Regions from separate parts of the Homo sapiens genome. Here region 2 is linked to region 1. A link is an interaction called in ENCODE POLR2A ChIA-PET data of the cell type or tissue named here. Cell type or tissue: MCF 10A. All regions are shown on one strand. Each heading gives the region's core, and the rest is flanking DNA. Links, peaks and the distances in the headings are about the cores only. Region 1 holds the start of LOC101929727 (a long non-coding RNA gene). Region 2 overlaps PTEN (phosphatase and tensin homolog).

Region 1 (10,149 bases), core at 2,942-7,941:
ATAGAAATTGAGACTGTTAGTCAGGGATGGAGTCTTTGGAGAATGAAGGTGTTAGGGCCATGAGTTAAAGTAAAACTAAATTTAAATCACTGACGTTGTTGATGCAATTCTGCCAGGCTACCCTTCTCTATACATTGTTGTCAGAATTAAATTTTTTTTCCATAAGAACAATAGTGCTTTAAAAAATACTTTTTTGGGTGCTATTTCAGAGTCTTTTGTCCATCAAGAGAATCCAATATGGAAAGGCACTGGCCTTCAATATAATAAAAATTTATCTAAATAGAATGTGGCATTAATGCCTTTCTCTGAAATACTGTCAAAATAAAGATGACATTTAAACACCCTTGCTACTGCTGCACATAAAAAGAGAATTACCTCTCATTCTGTGGAGCCCTACAAGTGCTAACAATATTTACAACAGCAGTAGCAGTTATTTTAGCTGGATTTGTGTTTGCCTTTAGCAGGAAAAGTTGGGACCAGGAAGGTTTCAGCTGAAGGAGATTGTTTTGGCCAACGTTAGACAAGTAGGATGGGATATTATATAGTATGTTGGTTTCAAAATGATTGGTTTGAGACTTGAATGTTGAAATCCATCATTTCCTCTTTGAGATTTCTCTGCATGGGAGACTTTAAAGGAGGAGAAAGTATGCTATATAGGAAGTTAGGAGAACTGGAATCTAGTCTCTACTCTGCCCCTAATTAATTATTCTATTAATTATCTACAAGGTCCTGGATAAGTAACTTTTTGAGTCTTCTCATAAAGGCCACGTGGAATTACTGGTCTGAAAGTAACCTGAGATGGTTAGCACTTGCATAGCAAAGAACATTCACCTCTTCCTGTGGGTTGTCTAAACTACTGGCTAAACACATTGCCAATGCCTGGCACTGCCAATGCCAGGCAAGCTTGTCCAGGAGGCTGTGGGATTCAGTAATGGTAATGCTCATTGAGAGGTAGTGTGGAGCAGTAGAAAGAGGAGAGTGTGGACATCAGAATGCTTGAGTCTTGGCCTGGCTTCCCCTTCCTTGTTATTGGGACTTGAGCATTTTAAATACCTTCCCTGGTTTATCCAAAAGTATCCTCAGCTGTCAAATGAGTTAGCTGGTTTTGTGGTCTCCAGGAATTCCTTTGAGCTTGGGCATTTGGTGGTTCTATGATTTCTTTCTGAGAAAGTTCAGCCTTTACCTTTGTTTCTACACGGAACTTTCATGGCCTCAAATGGACCAACTCCTAGAACCAATTCCCAAAGAACTCCCTGTTGAGTTGAGGGGACTCCCCTGTGCTGTGTAGATCATACTTTTGAAGTGTGCTTGTGATGGCATATGTTATCATGTATTGTCAAGTGGAAGGTATTTTTAGAAACACAGGAAGAAAAAGACAACATTCATATTTCATTCAAGTTTTATAAGTGGTCAAATTACTGAAGGGCTTAGAGAACTAGGGATAATTACGTAGTGGTAGAATGACTGTTGGTGAAATGAACAGATATCAATAGGGTATTTAAAGATTAGGAAATTGGAACTGAGGAAAATTAGCTGGTGGCCCTAGTAGAGGACCTATGTCATTGATTTTGTTGAAAATGGATGCTGGTTGATTTTTAGCTCAGTAAGACAGACTTCACAATAGAGACTTCAATTAATGTCTCCCTACTGACAGGGTACAGGATACAGGAGACTTAGCATCATGTGAACATCTATTACTTTTTAGACATCATATTCAGCATTTGACAAGATACTTTGTCTTAGAGGGCGTGTGCACCTTATAAATAATGTCATTTTCCCGAGGCAAACAAGTGCCTCCTGATGCATGAACTGTTCACATAAGTAGATGCTTAGTGCTTGCCGGTTGCATGATTGCATCAATATAGTGAAAACTCTTCTTTCATTGTGTTCTTCATTTTCAATACAATTTCTTTTGTCATGCGATTAGATTTTATCCAAGTCTCAGGGTAGTTTTGGAAAGGAAATGTCTGGGGCTTTTTAACCAGCTTTGCTTTGGGAGGGTGAGAGTTGAAGAAGGGTGGGGAAGTGAGGAGGGGTCATTGTGTCCCAGCTAGATCCTTCTCTCTGAAGGTGATTTAGATGCAGAATTAATTGGACCTTTGAAGCATAGTCAGTACATCTTCTTCTCTTGTTTTCTACCCTCTGTCTCCATAAAACCAGCTCACTAATATGGGGCTTGAGCTTCAAGGTTTAAGGCCTTATGTTGAATTTGTAAACATTCCATCTTGAAGCTGTGCTGGGTTGAAAGAGCTCAGCTCAATGAAGAGAACCACTTCCAAATAGCTTTTCTGGGTTCTCATGACAGCCACCCACTTGGTTGTGCAATGTGGGAGGAGTTTGTTTTCATACACTGAGCCTCCTCTATAAGCTCAGGTGGCGTGTCACATTACTCCTTGGCCAAGGCACTATGTTCTTCTCATGATTAGTAAAGCCAAATTGTAACAATAGGAAGCTTAGATAATGCACTTTTTGTACCCATGGTTTATCTTTCTGAAGGCGGTTAGCAGTTAGGGAATCCCTAAGATTCCCCAATATTCTCTCTAGGCATAAGTCAGTTGCTGATTTAGAGGAATGAGGATAACATACTAAAGCGTCTTCAAAATATTACTACAGAGAACAATCAAAGCCTTTCATTAATGCACAAGCATTTATTTTCTGAGCACCTAAAATATGTCAAGCATGGGAATAACTGCAAAGCAAAGACATGGACTCTTACTTCAAAACACTCTCTCTCTCTGGTGGGGCAGATTACTGAGCAAACAGAAATTTCAATAGTGTAATGGGAGCAGTAAAAGACTACCCTTACTCAAAGGGATCAGGGCAGGCCATCCAGAGGAAGTCAGAGTTGAGCACCTCTGCAGGAACCTGTTGGTATCAACTTGAGGGGGCAACATATGCAAAATCACAGCCATAAAAAGTATGTAATTTTATAGGAACCACGAGTATGGGATGGCTAAAATACAGGTTATTTATATATATTTTGGAGTAAGGGAGAATGCATAAGTGGTGAGAGATGAAGTTGGAGAGGGAAACAGAGATAGAGCCATGAAGCCTCTGCCTTATGTATCATTTTAGGAGTTTGGCCTTTTTCCTTTACTGATAACATAGGGAAGCATGCAAAGATTTTAAGCGTGAAAATGACATTCACTTAGTAATTCAACAAATAGCACCCAGTACCTACCATGTGCCAGTTGTGGTTTTAGGGACTGAGGTTACAGCAATAGACAAGACCACTAGGTTCATGTCGGACATGATCTGATGTACATTTTAGAAGGAAGCTATGTGGCAGCAATATGGCGCTTAGATTGGGCTCAGGGACTGAGCGAGAAATGAGGATTTTAACTTCTTATTTTCTACATGCATTGAGACCATCTGGGATGTGTTGATCACAATTTTCAGTAGTCCCCAGAGAAGAACAGTAGCTTATTTGTGGTACTTAAAAAAATTGGAAACACCAGACCTGGGTAAGTACTAATGAGAAGCCTGATAAATCAGTAAGGTTGAACATTTATAGAAATAGAAGGCATAGGCTGGGCGTGGTGGCTCACGCCTGTAATCCCAGCACTTTGGGAGGCCGAGATGGGTGGATCACGAGATTGAGACCATCCTGGCCAACATGGTGAAACCCCATCTCTACTAAAAATACAATAATTAGCCAGGTGTGGTGGTGCACTCCTGTAATCCCAGCTACTTGGCAGGCTGAGGCAGGAGAATTACTTGAACCCAGGAGGCGGAGGTTGCAGTGAGCCGAGCAGGCGCCACTGCACTCCAGCCTGGCAACAGAGCAAGATTCCATCACACATACACACACGCGCACACACACACACACGAAAGAAATAGAAGGCATAATTTGTAGGTAGTAGGTTCCTAAAAAAAAAAAAACACATGAAAGATAGAGGAAATTGTGCAGTTTGGGAAGTAATCCTAGGACACACCTGTGGGGTAGTAGGAAAATTGGATAGGGATGGGGTGTGTTATACAACCAGTTACCACTATAGACAATGGAGTCTGATCTTACTAGGAATTTCTGGGAAATAGTGGAGAACACTCCTTAGAATTATCTCAACTAAGCAGCTAGGAAGCTGGGGTATTTATACACCAACTCATCATCTATCAGTGGTTAAAGCCTGTTTCTGAGGGCCTCAACAATGAAATTGGTTTGTGTGCAGAAAAACTGTACTCCTAAAGCCAGAGAGTCCCAGGCAGTTGTGGGAAGCCCCATCAGTGTACTGAGGTGAGAGCTGAGGGGATGTGGGTGGAGTGGTAATGGCATCTGCCACAGGATTTAATAATTCTTGGGTGCTTTTCTTTTGCTCATTCATAGGTACTGGACTCTCTATAATTGTACTAATATGTAAAAAACAACAATCCTAAAAATTGGGTTAGGTTAGTGGTTCTCCGCTGGGGGTGACTTACTACTCCCTCCCTCAAGGGGAATATTAGCCACTATCAGGAATCATTTATTTGGTTGTCACCACTGGGAGAGGGAGAGTGCTACTGGCATCTAGTGGGTAGGCCAGAGATGCTGCTAAATATTTTATAATGCACAGGACAGTTCCTCCCACCCCCACAAAAACATATCTAGTCCAAAATGTCAATAGTGCTGAGGTTGAGAAACTCTGGGCTAGATTAATGGTATTTCACAAATAACAACTCCAAGGTTAAGACAAGTTGAATAACTTCCTTGGGTTTCTAAACCCAGTGAATGGCCCAGCCAGGATTTGAATTGAGGTTTATCTGCTCCTAAAGCCTGTGCTTTTTGATTTATGTTGGTCTGCCTTCCAGAGAAGGAGAAAAAACCTGAATCTCAGAGACTCACTGAAAAAGCCCCAGCATTAGTACCGGTCATGGCTCCTGGGCCAGGACTTCAAAGGAGCCTGGAACTGGCTGTAACTGGAAGGAGGTGGGGGAATGAACACCTTTTCCATTTTTCCCTGGCCTCTCTCTCTCCTGGGCAAGTTGGGGCAGGCTGAGTGGGCACAGGTCCTGGATCTGCATACCAGGGCTGGCGAGGTGCCTTTCGCTGGAAGTCCTGACTCCTTCTCAATGCACAAGGACGCCCTTCTGCTGCCAAAGCTGGCTGGTGGTTCTTTCTGGAATGGCAGCTTTCCCCATCCCCCTTCAGGCTTGGGTCGATCTTCTGGCAGGCAAACGTACTAAAGAGTTACAGGTGGTGCAGATACGGTTTGGAAGGAATCCCAGCTGGGCCTCCTCCCAGAAGCCTTCTGATCACTCACCAGATAACTCTAGCTGCTTGCAGAGTCCTGGGAATCTTAGCTTCTCCAGGAAACCAGCTTCAAGGGCAACAAGAGGTTCTGAGGAGCTAGAATAATCTCGGAAGCTGAAACTGCTTTGTCCTTTTGCTTCCTTAGGTTGGAAATATTTTTGCAATACCACTGAATCCTCCAGTTTTTACCCCTTACGATGGGAAGTGAATACAGTATGAAAAGGGAGTGGGACATATGAGAGGAACGACAGGCTCAAAATATGAAGACTTAATCCAGACACCTCTGTGTCTCTGAACTTGCGTTGTTTCTTCTTTGGAGGTGAAGTACACATCGTTTTACTCCGGGCAGAGGACTTGTGCTCCTTTTGAGAACTTTCAGCTCTGTAGTGTCGAGTCTTCTGGTTTCCAGATCCACATCCTGCCCTGGGGGAATTGACATCCATCAGGTATACTGTTCTTGGTCTGTTTAATCAAACTTTCATGATGTCGGTTGGAATTTCACATGTGGAACAAGTATAGAAAAATTAAGTGATTCCAGCAGCTTAAGTCCAAAGGGATGCATTAACCTTTGATATCAAATACATTAAAACATAGTACATCTCAATAATCTGTTTTCGGAGGCACTGAGTAGTAGCTGGTTCACTTGTTCATTCATTACTTCACTTTTTTTCACTCATTCCACAAGCAATAATTGAGTACCTGCCAGGTGCTGTGGAGGATATTAAGGTAAATATGATAAAGCTCTTGCCCTTAAGGAGCTTAACATCTAATGGGAAAAGAGATCAATAGCTATCTCAGGTGGCAGGATATAAATATTACAAGAGAAATATGAAAAAGTGTAGTGATGCTATTTTGTTTTAGGCTATGAAATAGTCCTGGCATGGTGATGAGGCAGAAAATGTGGGCTATATTTTTAAGAAAATAGATACTGGAGAGGAAGAGAAAAATGGTCTTCAGTCTGAGGGATAGGTAAGGTTTGAGGATTATATATCAGTCAAGTACGCTTGGTTCCCAAATAATGTAAGTTTTCTTAAAAACTTCTTGTCCTCCAATTATTATCTCTGTTAAAGCAACAAACTTAGTGTATTAAATGTCAATACTACGCAAAATATGGCTTATGGACCCCTGCTGGTCTGCAAATTGTTAATATTCCATGATGAGAAAAGTATAGAAATTGATGATTTAGTAAGTTACGGCAATTTGACAATAATTTTGTTTGTTGACTCTAATAACTACAAAAAATTGGGGCTTATATTTTGTATATCTTTAGATAATTTTATTTTTCTAATCGTTTATTTTTATTGTGTTTTCCAAAAATAACAGTCTGTGACACATTGGAAATGAAAAAAGTGATTCCTTACCATAGATGATTTGAGAAGCACTGTATAAATGATTGCCTACATCTGTCTTCCTACTAAAATATAAGTTTCTCCAGGGCAGGAGCTGTATTTTTCATGTCTGTATTTCAGTCCCAAGCTTATGAGTAGGTGCTTCTTAATGATTTGTTGAATTGAATGAAAATATAAATGGGATTTCAGTCAACTGTAAGTAAATTATTTTCAGTTTTTGGAAAGCCCATTTGTATTTTTCAGCTTGAATTAGCTCTTGGATTCATACATTCATCCATGATGAAAGCAGTACTTGATTTTATTGTTCTAGTAATACTTTCAGACATCACAGTTGTAAGTCTGAGTTGCAATATTCTGTTCTTTTGTGACTGTGTACTTATTCACCTTATTAATGTCCTCATGAGTCTAAGAATTGAAGCCTTACTACCCTTATTCTTTTTCCATCACCCTCCAAATTCAGTATATTGGAACTTTTCCAGTTTTATATTTTTCTTAAAGTATAGAAGCAGGTCCTTTATAAGTTATTGCCTTTCACATAATGCCCATGGTTTTGCTGCCATTTTATTTACATATTCATTCACATATTCATTCACATATTCATTCATTCATTTACCACTTATTCCCAAACACTTATTAAGTACCTGTATGAGCTTGGCACTTTACTCGCACTGGAGATATAAAGAATAATAATATCCCTACCCTCAAGGAGTTTATAGTCTACTAGGGGAGTTAGGGATACAAATACAAAAATACAATAAGACATTACAGGTATTAGAATGGATATATACATGAGAAACAGAGAAGGCACAATATCCAGAGTAGTCAGTTCTCTGTTGTAGGCCAGGAGATGCTTCAGAGAACAGCTTCATGTTTCTTAAATTCAGGTGGAAATGTTAGTGACTATTTGCCAAGGAGACAGCATTGCTGGCAAAGAGCTGGCATAGGATGGCTGTTGAAAGAACTCCACCATCACCATCACCATCAACATCATGATAATCACAACTACCACAACCATGGCCACCACCATCATTATGGCCATCACCATCATTATAACCACCACTACCACTACTATCGCCATCACCATCACCATCATAATATGACCACCTCACCACCACCACTACAAAGACCATCATTATAACCACCACTACTACTACTATCACCATCATCACCATCATCGTATGACCACCTCACCGCCACTGTCACCAACACCAACGTTTACTAACATTCATCAGTTGCTTCGTATGCTTAGGCATAGTGCTGAGGAAGGACCTCATTTGGATTATCTCACGTAATCTTGCAACCTATGAAGCAGGCACTCTTAGCATTCCCAATTTATAAGTGAAGAAACAGAGGGATGGCATGGTTAAATAATTGGCGCCACTTCATGCATCTAACAAGTGACAGGATTCAAACTCAGGTTTGCTTGATTTCAACTAAGCTTTTAAGTGGGTCTCTTGCAAGTCTGAAACATTTAGCCTGATGTTTAACTTTATCATTTTGATAGGTATTTTACTGCCCAGAAGCTCTTTGTGTTATTGGCAGGCATTTTAGGATTTGATTTTTTAAGTCATCTATTCAAATGTTAAACAAGATTATTCAAAGAACAAATCTCTGGGGAACCCCAAAGTGAGCAATTTTTGACACAGTGAAGTATATGATTATCCCAATCTGTTGTGTCCTGTTTTAAAATACATTTCAAAGCCTTGAGATAGTCAGTTCTCTGATGCTATGTGACCCAATGTGGCCACAGGTATGAAATCTTATCACGGTTTTTTGAAAGTCTGAAATATTGTACATTACTAGTTATGCCTTATTCACATCCTCACTTATAGCAAACATTAATCAGGGGGTAGAGATGAGGATTGTGTTCTTCAATGATTAGTAAGTACCAAAAACTACGCTCAGCACAATCTACATTATTTTGATTTTCTCAGCCAAAATCTCCATTTTTCAGATGAAAATACTGAGACCCAGACTGATGAGGTACCTTGCTGTAGGTCCTGCTATTAGTAAGTATAGAAGCCGGGACTTGATCACTGCTCGAGATCTCTGCAGAGCCTGCAATTTTATACCACGACTCAGAAATGGGAGTAAAAATAGAAAATAGGGAATTTAGGGAAAATGTCAACTTCCCAAATGGCTCTATCTTTCAGAAGTGCTTACTTTATTTGGGCCTAATTTTCAAAAGCCTGTAGAAACAAGGCAGAGAAAATACACAGAATCATTGCCTGTGCTCATGAGTCTCTGAGCTACTTGGGGTGTGCTGGCTACCATCCCTATGGTTTCATAATGCACTTTCCCTCTCTCACCCCACATTCAGACACTGCTCCAAACAAGACAACCTGTCTGTTTTCCTGCCACAAATGGGTAAAGTTGTCGACTTACTCTATCTTGACAATTATTGTTTTGAAAGAAACTTCTAAAAGTTTAATCACAGAGAATGCTTAGTCACTGGATACAATTTCAAAGAGAATTTGGAAACAAAATAAATAGTCTTGCCTTTTCTACCCCATAAGGTGTTGTGGGGCCCAATAGGATACGTTAATTTTTGAAAATGATATGCCTTTATTCAAATAAATGTAGGAGGTGTTACCGGGTCTTGACTTTTGTACCTTATAAGCAAGGCCATCTTGCTGCAGTTGCTCTGAAAGAAGATAAATGAAGTTCAGCCAGAGATGCTGCAGGAGAGGAATGTATGGTGGGTGTGTTATTGATGAGATATGATGGTTTTCTAGTTCTGTGACCTATAATTTTCTTATAACTCTGTGCCTCAGTTTCTCTATTTGAAAGATGGAGATATTAATAGAAACTGTCCCTAGGGTTACTGAAACTATTAAGTATGCTAATACGTATAAAGGGCTTCACACAGGAACTACCTCAGAGCTGCCACAGCAGAAATGTTAGCTCTTTTATTGTTATTCTCCATCACTGCCTTGATCCACCTGCCTGAAAATCTCATCTACCCAGAACAGTGAGCCTCAAGTTGTCAACTGCCCTTTAGCACAACTTCTGATAGAAGGCTAGAAGGCTAGAAGGCTGCCTGGTTGCTGACCAAGGATTTTCTTTTGCCTCTTAAAATGCTATCATTTTCTCTGTGTAAACCATAAACACATTAACAGAAAACAGGGCCTCGTTCACTAGGCTGCCATGAGCCTAGCTCCCAGCAGCAGCAGTTCCTGATATAACAAAGTGGTTTCACCTTACTTAGGTAGAAAAGATTATGTTGATTTCCTAAGTAGAAAACTCCAAAATATTGGCCAGAGTGCTATTCCTCTCATCACTTATGTCTTCAGGTCTTTCTGAGGGAGAAAAAAAAAAAAAAAAAAACTTGAAAAGAAAAAAACTCAATGTTTCTTTTTCCGCCAGATTGCTTCTTTAATTGGTGGGTCTGAGTGTGGCCCCATTTACCCAGTGGCTGTGCTAAGGTTTAACGACTAGACCAGTGGTTTGCACTAGCACTTGTCCTAGTTATTTGACACTTTTTGCTGTAGGTCAAAGTGAGTAGACATTCTGGTTTTGCAGGGACTGTCCCCAGTGAATTGGCTCAAAGTGTTTCTTTTTAGCCACTTTATG
Region 2 (10,149 bases), core at 3,053-8,052, 260 kb before region 1:
TTTGCAGAATGGGGAAAGTATTGACAGGAATTGAGAGCTATTGGTAGGCCAGTGTATAAGGTATGTGAAAACAGAATTAAGTTATTGGTCTGAAGTGACTGAAGCATTTAGGCTCTATCAAGGCCTAAAATTTGGTAATATGAGTTTGGTAATGCGAATTGTGGCAGTGGACAATATTTAGTTAAAATTATGTAATTGCATAAGTACTAGCACAGTATTTTTAATAAAAGTTATTTCTTAGCAAATGTCAGTTGCATTTTGTCTAAAGGTAGAGTGACACTACAGTGTCTATATGTCCTGCTAAAAATTGTGGGGAATATTTTTTTTTAAGACAGCGTTTATATCGGGAGAGGTTTTATTCCGTTGGATTATGTTAGCTGCATATAAATGTGCACAGTTAATTTTGCCCAAGTTTTTGTTTTGAAATGAATGTAAAACTTACTGAAGAAGTAGCTTCCCAAAATTTAGTTTTCTGTTAAGCCAAAAATATTATTTTAAAAGAGTATTTGCAAATTTTGAAGTTGACATTAATTGAGAATGTTACTAAGGCTAAACTGGACCCGCTTGCCCAGAAGATAATTATGGAAAAATTCTTTTGTGACTTCCAAAGCAGTCTACTATTAGCATGAATTACTGACAGTCATCCAAATATATAGGAACAAAAAATTAAATGTTTATGTAACTTTGAAAAAAAAGCCTTTGAAGAAAATAATTGAATGCTGTCTGGGAGACAGATTTCTTTCAGCACTTAAAGTACATAACACACTACTTTTACTTTTCCCACTTGATTTTAAATTATCAGGGTTATTAAGACCTTAAAATTATTTTACCAGGTTTTTACATGTGAGCTGTGACATGACTGGCATTTTCTTTGATTTCAGCGTATGTTGGTCTCTACACATGAAATTTGTGTGACTTAAAACTTTCTCTAAAACTGTACTTTTAGTTATGATATGCATAGAAAGCAGTATCAAATATTGCGTCAAATGACTAATAACACTTAATTTCTAGAGTTGTGGTTTTATTGAGCCAAAAGTTGATATGAAAAAAAGTCAGTAAGGAAAGTCAGTGAAGTGCTTGCTTTTTTGATAATTGCACTCCCAATAATTTTGATATTCCAACGTACTTGGTTTGCTTGTTTTCACGTTAATGTTTTCTGTTTATTGGAGTGGGAAGGCATTAAAATTGTCATTGAAGACTTTGTCTTTGACATGTTGTAGTATTTATTTCAGTAACTAACCTGTGAAAAGTTAAATTCCTTTATGAAAGTAGTGATTGGAGTATTTTTATCTGATAAAGAAAGATTAATAATGAAGCCATTTCTCCGAGGAAAATTGAGGACAATAATTCAGTTTTAAAATATTATCGCAAAATTAAATTATTCTAAAAATTTGTTAGTAGGGTTATATGCTTAATATTAGTCTGAAATATAGTGCTGAATTTGAGACTATAGAAAAATTAAGTGTATTTAGGGTATGTGGAAACGTTAGGCTTCTGTTGTATTTTTATTGTTTGGTAGATTTGCCTCTTTTCAAATAAATGTTCACAGGGAATACTTTTAACTTGTAGAGAGTACAGTGACTATTGAAGTTACCTAAATTACCTCAAGGTAAGTGATTACTGAAATTAATCATGAGGGTTTTAAAAAGTATTCTATTCACAACATTTATTTTACATTGTTTTGTATCTGCTAAGTTATATTTCCTGAAAAACATGACTGGACCACCTAATTGCTGTATGATAACTTACAAACTTCATTTTTCATAGTGCTTATTCAAGTGTAAAGCACAACTGAAAGGAGTAATGTACAGTTTATATGAGGAAAAAGGAATTTTATTGCTGCCAGTGTAAAAGTTTGCACAGCAGTATAGTCATCAATGCAGATTTACATTGCTTATAATATACTAAGTAAATACTAAATGATTAAAGATAATAAAATATGGTGAGGTATAACCACCTTCATTTTAAACTTAGTTTTAGAAGATAGTAAAGAAAGATTCCTTTATTACCTTTTTAGAATTTTATTTTTAATAACATGGGAAAGGCAACTGGTGATATTTTAATTTTTGTATGGAACAGTGCATCTGCTTTCTCATAGCCACATAAAATACATAAACTTCTTAGTGTTATGAAATGGCTTACTTTTTGGAAGTGAAGAAGTCTTCAATTCTTATTTTCTAATGTTATTTTGAAATTTGCCTCCATTTGCTGTTTGTTCATTTGGTGATAGCGCAACACTTAAAAAAATATTTTAAGCCGCTTCTGAAGTAATCACTTCAGTGACTTTTAATGGAGGAGTATTTGTTATGGGAAATTCACTTCACAAAGTTTTAACATTAATTCACTTGAAGTAAACGTGCTATTTTTAAATTTTCATCTCAATCTTTTAAGTAAGACGAAAGCTTAGGAAATCACTTTTATTATTGATATTGTGTGTGACTTCAGAGTTTGTAAAGAGAATTGTAGAAGTGTTGCATGCATATGACAATTTTCTGCTTAATTGAAATGTGAGGCCTCTGCCATACTACAAGGATTTAGCTTCCAGAAAATGTAATATTAACATAGCTTAAGAAATGTATTTTTTTTTTTCTGTAGAAACCGTTGGGTTAAACAAACAGTTCAGAAGTTTTATTACATGGAACCCATTAGTTCTTAATCTTGTTACCTTTTTCTTCATTTTTTCTGTTAAACTTGATTTTCACAGTCAGCATTGAAGAATTCATCTTGTGGCCTGAATTCATTAAGAAAAGATGTTAGGATTTGTTCTGAAGATAGTGACTTAGGAAATTTGTGAGACTGGGGTCAGTCAGTTCTGTTTTACAATTGCTTTCTATTTGGTAGCTTTGAAATTAATTTAGTTGCTTATCAGAGAGAATAATGTTGAGGTTAGACTAACCTTAAATTGGTAAGGCTTTGCTGAGCAAACTGATAACTGTAAGTCTTTTATAGGGTGCATTACTGCCACATATACGTTCTTCCATAGGTGGTTAAAAGTATATTGGTCTGTGTTTGGTGATTCTCTTTGTACATATTGAGTATATGCATTCACTAATGTAAAATAATTTGCCAAGAAAGGTGAAATTAGTATATTGTACTTGACTATTCACCTTTCCCTTAGTTTTTTGAATTTTTTTCATTGGTTGCAGAGGAAGTATTAGCAATTTAATTCTTTTAAAATAATTTGCACTGGAATAAATAAGTATCGGCAAATATAAGAAGAGTAACATAATTTAAGGGTGAATTAATTTTATTTGGGAAGTTTTAGTTCTGTATAGTTAAGGCAGATTCTTCATTTGCAACAGTTGACATTGGGACATGTGTGAACATCTTCAAGGTATTAGGACATCTTCAAGGCATTACTTTTTGGCAGTGTTGAGAATTTTTTTTTTTTTTTTTTTTTTTTTGAGATGGAATCTCGCTCTATCGCCCAGTCTGGGGTGCAGTGGCAGGATCTCGGCTCACTGGAACCTCTGCCTCCCAGGTTCAGGCGATTCTCCTGCCTGAACCTCCCAAGCAGCTGGGATTATAGGTGCATGCCACCACGCCCAGATAGTTTTTGTACTTTTAGTAGAGATGGGGTTTTACCACCTTGGCCAGGCTGGTCTCAAACTCCAGACCTCAAGTGATCCGCCTGCCTCGGCCTCCCAAAATGCTGGGATTACAGGCGTGAGCCACTGCGCCTGGCCAGTGTTGAGAATATTGAGAGATGGATATTGTAGCTGTACCTGCCATCAAAAGAATTTTCTTGACCTCCACATAGTGTGAAAAAGAAGACTGTTTACACATTATATTTTAAGTAATTATACACATAATTATTATCAGTACTCACCACTTCAAATATGAACAGTGAATCTAACCAGTGTTTGATTTCTCTGTGTGTGTATGTGTATACAAAGTTAGCAAACCTTTTATCTTAATATTTATTAAAAAACGAATTTTTGTTTCTTTAAAGAAAAGACTACCTTAGAGAATATTGTTCTATAGTTTTTAAATATGGTCAGATCTATTTTAAATTATGTTAAAATTTTGAGTATTACGTTTATCTATACTTTTAAGCATATATACATTGTTTCATTTTAGATTTTAGGGAGGCAGTGTGGGCTCTGGAGCCAGACTGCTTGTTTTGTAATCCTGGATCTTCCATTTAGTAGCTGGATGACTTTGAGTAGGTTATTTAGATTTTCTCAATCTATTTTATCTGTAAAATGGGGATGATAATGGAACCTACCGCATACGTTTATCTTGAATAGTAAGTGAGATAATAATAAGTAATTTCATTTAGCATAGTACCTGCCACATTGTAAATACTTAAATGGTAGCTACTGCTCTGAAAAACTGTAATTTCAGGTTATGTATGTAGGGAAATTATTTGTATTTTCATTTATGGTGTATGATTGTAACTGAATTTCCTCAGTTTGGGCCATGTTAGGATTTTGTTTCAAGTTATAAGTGTTTTTAAAAATAAGGGTATTCCTTTAGGAAGTCTGGGTATGACATGTCTGTGATTTTGCTGGTTCATCACAAATGGGAAATAAATCTCTGCTAACTCAAACTGTTGACCAAAGTAAAATTAATTATGCCAATCAAAAACTATTTGCTTTAAAATATAAAAGGCAAAAACTTCCTATTAGCATAATGAAGTAGAATTTTTAAACTTTGTTATAATCTTAAATTTTCTTTAGTGTTGAAGATAGGTCAACTTAACTATCATACATTTTTATTCACATAAAGTAAACTCTGCCTCAAATGTAATAAACTTAATATGAGTTATGTAAACTTTGGTCAATAGAGGTATATTTTTTAGCATTTCCTTTTGAAAATTTCAGCCTTTTGAGGGAGTCTTGCAACTGAATGTCAAGTTACATTTATTACAATAAAATGGACACTTAATATAATCTGTAATGCATTAACATAATATGGGAACTTTTAAAGTATTCAGTCTCTGTATTATTGAGTCCTATTTCCACATTTGGCCAGGATTCTCAATATGATTTAGGCCCAAGACGTGGGAAGAAAGAAGTAAAGAACTAAAGGATTTTTTTCTTCATTTTTTTAATTGAATATGGGGAAAGATGGAATAAGCTTATCTGTCCAGTAAAGGCCATTATGTGTACATAGGGATTATTATTTTTCCCCCCCTTGGGCTGTACTGATTTCCCAGATGTACCACAGCACTCTTAGTAGTGAAGCACTTGACTTCTAGTGAGTGGATTTTTTGTGTGTGTGTTTTATATTGCAGAGTGAATACACTCTGTCTGATACTATGTGACTTTCTGATTATGTGATTTTTATGCATTTTATGTGTTTTGTAAACTAGCTGTATTTTTGGTCCATGTCTAGGTTGTAGAATTGAATTGTGCATTTTGGCATCTGAGCACAGCTGAGTTTTCTAAATCAATCTCTCTCCTTGCACCTAGTTTTTGCTTTAGATCACTACCTAAGACTTACTGTTGATTTAATATTAGAGCACTTAAGCATAGCTTTGACTTTTATTTCCTTTGATTTTTGTAGATTTTCAGGCTGAAGTACAATAAGGTTCTCTGTTCTTTACTAGTAATTGCAAAGATTGTATTCTGTGAATTTTATTTGTTTAATACTTTTGATCTTTTGAAGAGGATGTAATTATTTAAGGTATTATGAAATGCATTGTGATTTGAATTAGATACTCTTTGGAGATGGAGTTTTGCTGTTGTTGCCCAGGCTGGAGTGCAATGGTGTGATCTCGGCTCACCACAGCCTCCGCCTCCTGGGTTCAAGCAATTCTCTTGCCGCAGCCTCCCAAGTAGCTGGAATTACAGGCATGCGCCACCACGCCCGGCTAATTTTATATTTTTTTTTTCAGTAGAGATGGGGGGTTTCTCCATGTTGGTCAGGCTGGCCTCGAACTCTTGACCTCAGGTAATCTGCCTGTCTCAGCCTGCTAAAGTGCTGAGATTACAGGCATGAGCCACTGCGCCCGGCCTCAGATACTCTTTTAATTAGATGCGTTTAAAAATTTAACCCACCATTGCTGGCATGAATAGATGTATTTTTAGAGTGATTCATAAATATCGTATACATGTTTAAAGTTACAAACTTTTTGCTTATTTCAAAATGCAGGATTCTTTTCCATTTAAAATTCCCTCTCTTTGTGAGACTTCTTTTTGAGTATTCTGGTTACTCTAAACTGATTGGAGATGAAATTAGATAGAATTGAAAACTGTACTTTTAAAATGAAATTTTGGGGATGTCATTAAGCTTGATTTTTTAGGTTTTTTTTTTAGTGTGTATTATAAATTATTTTACACTGATTGTCAGCGATAAAATGGAATGCCTGGGATTTTTTAAAATTTATTTTATTCATTTTTATAAGGTAAAAACAGTGTTTTGCTAGGCTTAATTTGACCATGTTGTAAAATTTATTGTATACCTTGAAAGAATCATTTATGAAAGATACTGAATTAGCTAATATATACTCTGTCTTATGTAGTTTTTGATTAACAATACACTTTTTAAATCATTAGCTCATTTGATTTTGCAAAGAAGAACAGGTAACCTAAGAGGCAGACAGAACAGGCATTACTTTTATTTTTCTTTCTTTTTTATTTTATTTATTTATTTATTTATTTATTTTTTGCAGCTTAGGAATTGTAGCTCCAGTGGAATCAGTATCTTGTTAATGGCTAGTGAAAGACTGAGTCTGAAGAAGGATGCAGGACTTTTTTGGCACTTGGTGCAGTATTTTTCCCATTATGTTACATGAGTGGTTCTTAAACTTCAGTGTGTTAGAACAACCTGAAGGGCTTATTAAGCTATGGATTGCTTACTCCACCCTCAGAGTTTCTGATTCAGTAGGTCTGGATTGGGACCTGAGAATTTTTATTTCTTAGAAGTTTTCAAGTGATGCTGATGCTGGTGCTCTGGGGATCACACTTTGAGGACCACCAATGAACATTATCTCCCACCAAGCAAACCCTTAACATGTTATACTCCTTTAGGTTATTAGAATTTATACATGCATTATTTCATTTGACCTGTAAACTCTAAGTAACTTTGCATGGAAAATGTTATCCTGATTTTATAGACGAGATAGTGAGTTTAGAAAGGCAGTATGGTGGAATGGAGCATAGATTTGGAGTTGGCTAGACCTAAAGTCCAGATTAAATCTCTGCTCAAGGCTGGGCGTGGTGGCTCATGCCTGTAATCCCAGTGCTTTGGGAGGCCAGCGTTGGCAGATTGCTTGAGTCTGGAAGTTCGAGACCAGTCTGGGCAACATAGGCAGACCCTGTCTCTACAAAAAAAAATACAAAAATTAGTCGGGTGTTATAGTGCGCATTGGTAGTCCCAGCTACTGAGGAGGCTGAGGTGGGATCACCTGAGACTGGGACTTTGAGGCTGCATTGAGCTGTGATTGGGACACTGTACTCCTGCCTGGGTGACAGAGTGAGACCCTCTCTCAAAAATAAATAAATAAATACATCCCCGCTCAGCCACTTATCAGTTACGTAGATACACTGCCTAACCTTAGTGAACCCTGTTTCGACAACTCCAAAATGGGAGTAAAAATCCTAAACTTGTACAGTGGTTTTTTAGTTTTGTTAAAAGTACAGGTGAGGTTTTTTTCAGAGTATTGGTTGCCATCTGAGAGTGATCCCCTTTCACCTCCTCTAGGACTTTTAGCATTTTCTGGAGACATTTTGGTGGTCACAGCTGGGGTGGTAGAGTGTGCTATTGGCTAGGGGCTTGAAGCCAGTGATGCTGCTTAACATCCTATATGGCACAAGACCCCTCCCCATCAACAAAGAATTATCTAGCCCAAAATGCTGTGTAAAATGTCTGGTATATAATAAGTATAATATTTGATGAAAATCAGTACCTTTGCCCCCAGGTGTGATATTTAAGAAGGTCAACTTACTAAATCAGTGATGGAGTTAGTCCTAACATCTGGGTGTTCTGACTGCTGCTAGGCCAGTATTCTTTATATGATAATAAGAACTTTGTCCACAGAAGATATCCCTAATAACAAAAAAGGTTTATTTGAAGAGGACTCATGTGTTCTTTGGCTGATTGTGAAAGTGTTGCTTTGAACTTCTGTTAGAAAAGGTTGAAGATGTTTTCCGTAAGTGTTTTTAATACTGTACGTAGTATTCAGAAGGATGTTTAATTTTTTTTTTAATTTTGCTAGTAGTTTTTAAAGTAATCCTTTTTCCTTTAATTATGTAGTTGTTGAACTGTTGGGAGTTACTTTTCTCTTACTATTTTGTTATTTAATGTATTCTTTGACCTTATGCTTTTTTATTCTAAAGCTGCTTTTATTATAGTCAGATATGATGAAGTTAAATGTACAATGTAAAATTGCAAATTTCCAACGAGCTATACAAACTTAAATATTTCTAAGTAAAGAAAATAGGGCTGACTCTAAGGTTCTTTGATCCATGTGTTGCATTCTTTTCTAGGCCCTAAATTTGCTATGCCAGCCTGTTGAATTAAAGTGCTTTATTTATCTAAATTAGAAACTTGTATTAAAGTGAAGTTTTAGAAAAAAAGAAACAAAATCGGAATGGAGTTTTAGGTTAGCCCAGAGATGGGAAGATGCCAAGAAGGTAGCTTTAGTGGATTCTGAATTTTTTGGTTTTGTTTTGTTTTTAGGGCAGGCAAATGTAATTACAAAAGGGTTCTAGGAATAGATTGCTGTGATTTTTTTTCTGTTTGCATGATTTTACAGTTTGCTTTGCCTCTCACTTTTGAATGCAGAATAAAATGTCAAGGCCTTATTTTTTTTTAAATTCTTAAGAAATTTAAGATTTGACTGTTAATTCCTTTTGAAATATGGGATATTTTGAGATACCAATTATTTAAGACAAATAGGACTCATTGTTACAATTCAGTTGAATAAGGCTTATGATGTTTATTTCAGTATATGAATGAAAACTATGTGCTTATTGTACTTAAGAAAATTTCTTTTATTAAAAACATGACTAAAGAGAATTTTAAAAATCACCCACTGTCCTACTTCTCTAAAACTTAATGTTTTCATATTAGCTTCCAGTTTTGTTCATATGCATATACTTTAAAACCTAGTTCATGGTGAACTTAAGAGGGTGTTCTTTTTAAAAAACAATTTCCATTGCACTTTGTCGTTGCCTTAATTAAATGGTGAAATCATCAGAAATATTTATTTTCCTATACTTATACATTTATTAAGCTTGTTTCCATTTTTTTATTTTGTGATTTTTTAAGTGGATTTAAGATAACCTAAACATTAGAGAGGATTTTCATGGTTTTGATTCATGAAATCATAATGTTATACAAACCTAACTGAAGTGTTAGAGCCTTGAAGATTTTTCCCCCGAATTACATATAGTAACTCTACTTGTATTTAATACTGAAAGCATATTTTACTTATTTAAGTGAGACAAAGTAAAATTTAGCTGAATACTTTAGATCTATCATTTCCTTTTCCTGTTGTAAGAACATTACATTGTGTTGAAATTAAAGTGGATATAGAAGGTAATTAGAATAAACTGCCACATCATTTTTATAGTAAAGTGGTAATAACACTATTGCTTTCTGTTTTTTTAATCAGAAGGAGTATGGGCTTATAATGATGTTACTGTTCCCTGAAGCATATTTTGAATGATACGGTTTATATTTGCACAGTTGCCCAGGTAATCATTGTGATATTAATTGATCAATTTGCTATTTATTTGCGTTTTAAATCAGTACTAGTATTTGTGCTTAAAAATTTTGCATATGTTTTATCAGATTTAATTTTTAAGTGTCAGATACTAAAACAAATAACCTTAACTTTATTAAATTATAATTTTTTATCATGAGGTGGTATTCATTTATTCATATAGTTAGAACAAAAAATATTTAAAATATTGAGGTAGAAACAAATTAGTCTCTTTTTAATTAAAAGCCAGATTACTTGTTAGAGTAACATTTTCCCAAATGAGGTAAAATTGTTGCGACTGTTAAACTTAAGGAAATTTTGATCTAGGTGTGGTATATACCTTCTTGTGGGGTGCTAATGAAAACAGGGATGGCAAAAATATTTTGTTTGTGAGTGTATGCATTTATGCTTTTTGACAACCTAAGAAACACTCTTACATCTGAGTATCTTTCATGGACTAGCTGTAGGAAATCTATATAAAATAGCTTAGTATA

What was found. ChIA-PET counts read pairs that join two places held together with the same protein. Peaks named below come from ENCODE experiments on the same cell type or tissue, not always from the same donor. Only the 100,000 strongest peaks of a DNase experiment are listed, where the experiment ranks them.
Region 2: POLR2A ChIA-PET joins it to region 1 with 11 read pairs; 4 of 35 experiments call an interaction of 5 or more read pairs at or near these places.

What each region holds. Positions count from the first base shown.
Region 1 is chr10:88,126,881-88,137,029 of GRCh38, forward strand. It overlaps LOC101929727 (a long non-coding RNA gene), which reads left to right and starts at 5,232. Exons shown (of 3, transcript XR_001747537.3): 1 at 5,232-5,673. In MCF 10A, for the core only: CTCF peaks have their summits at 4,785 and 5,044; a DNase peak (open chromatin) is centred at 5,031.
Region 2 is chr10:87,865,840-87,875,988 of GRCh38, forward strand. The region is part of intron 1 of PTEN (phosphatase and tensin homolog); the gene reads left to right. Among named protein-coding and RNA genes, the nearest start is that of PTEN, 7.3 kb to the left of the region's middle. In MCF 10A, for the core only: no CTCF peak of the experiment used is centred there; no DNase peak of the experiment used is centred there.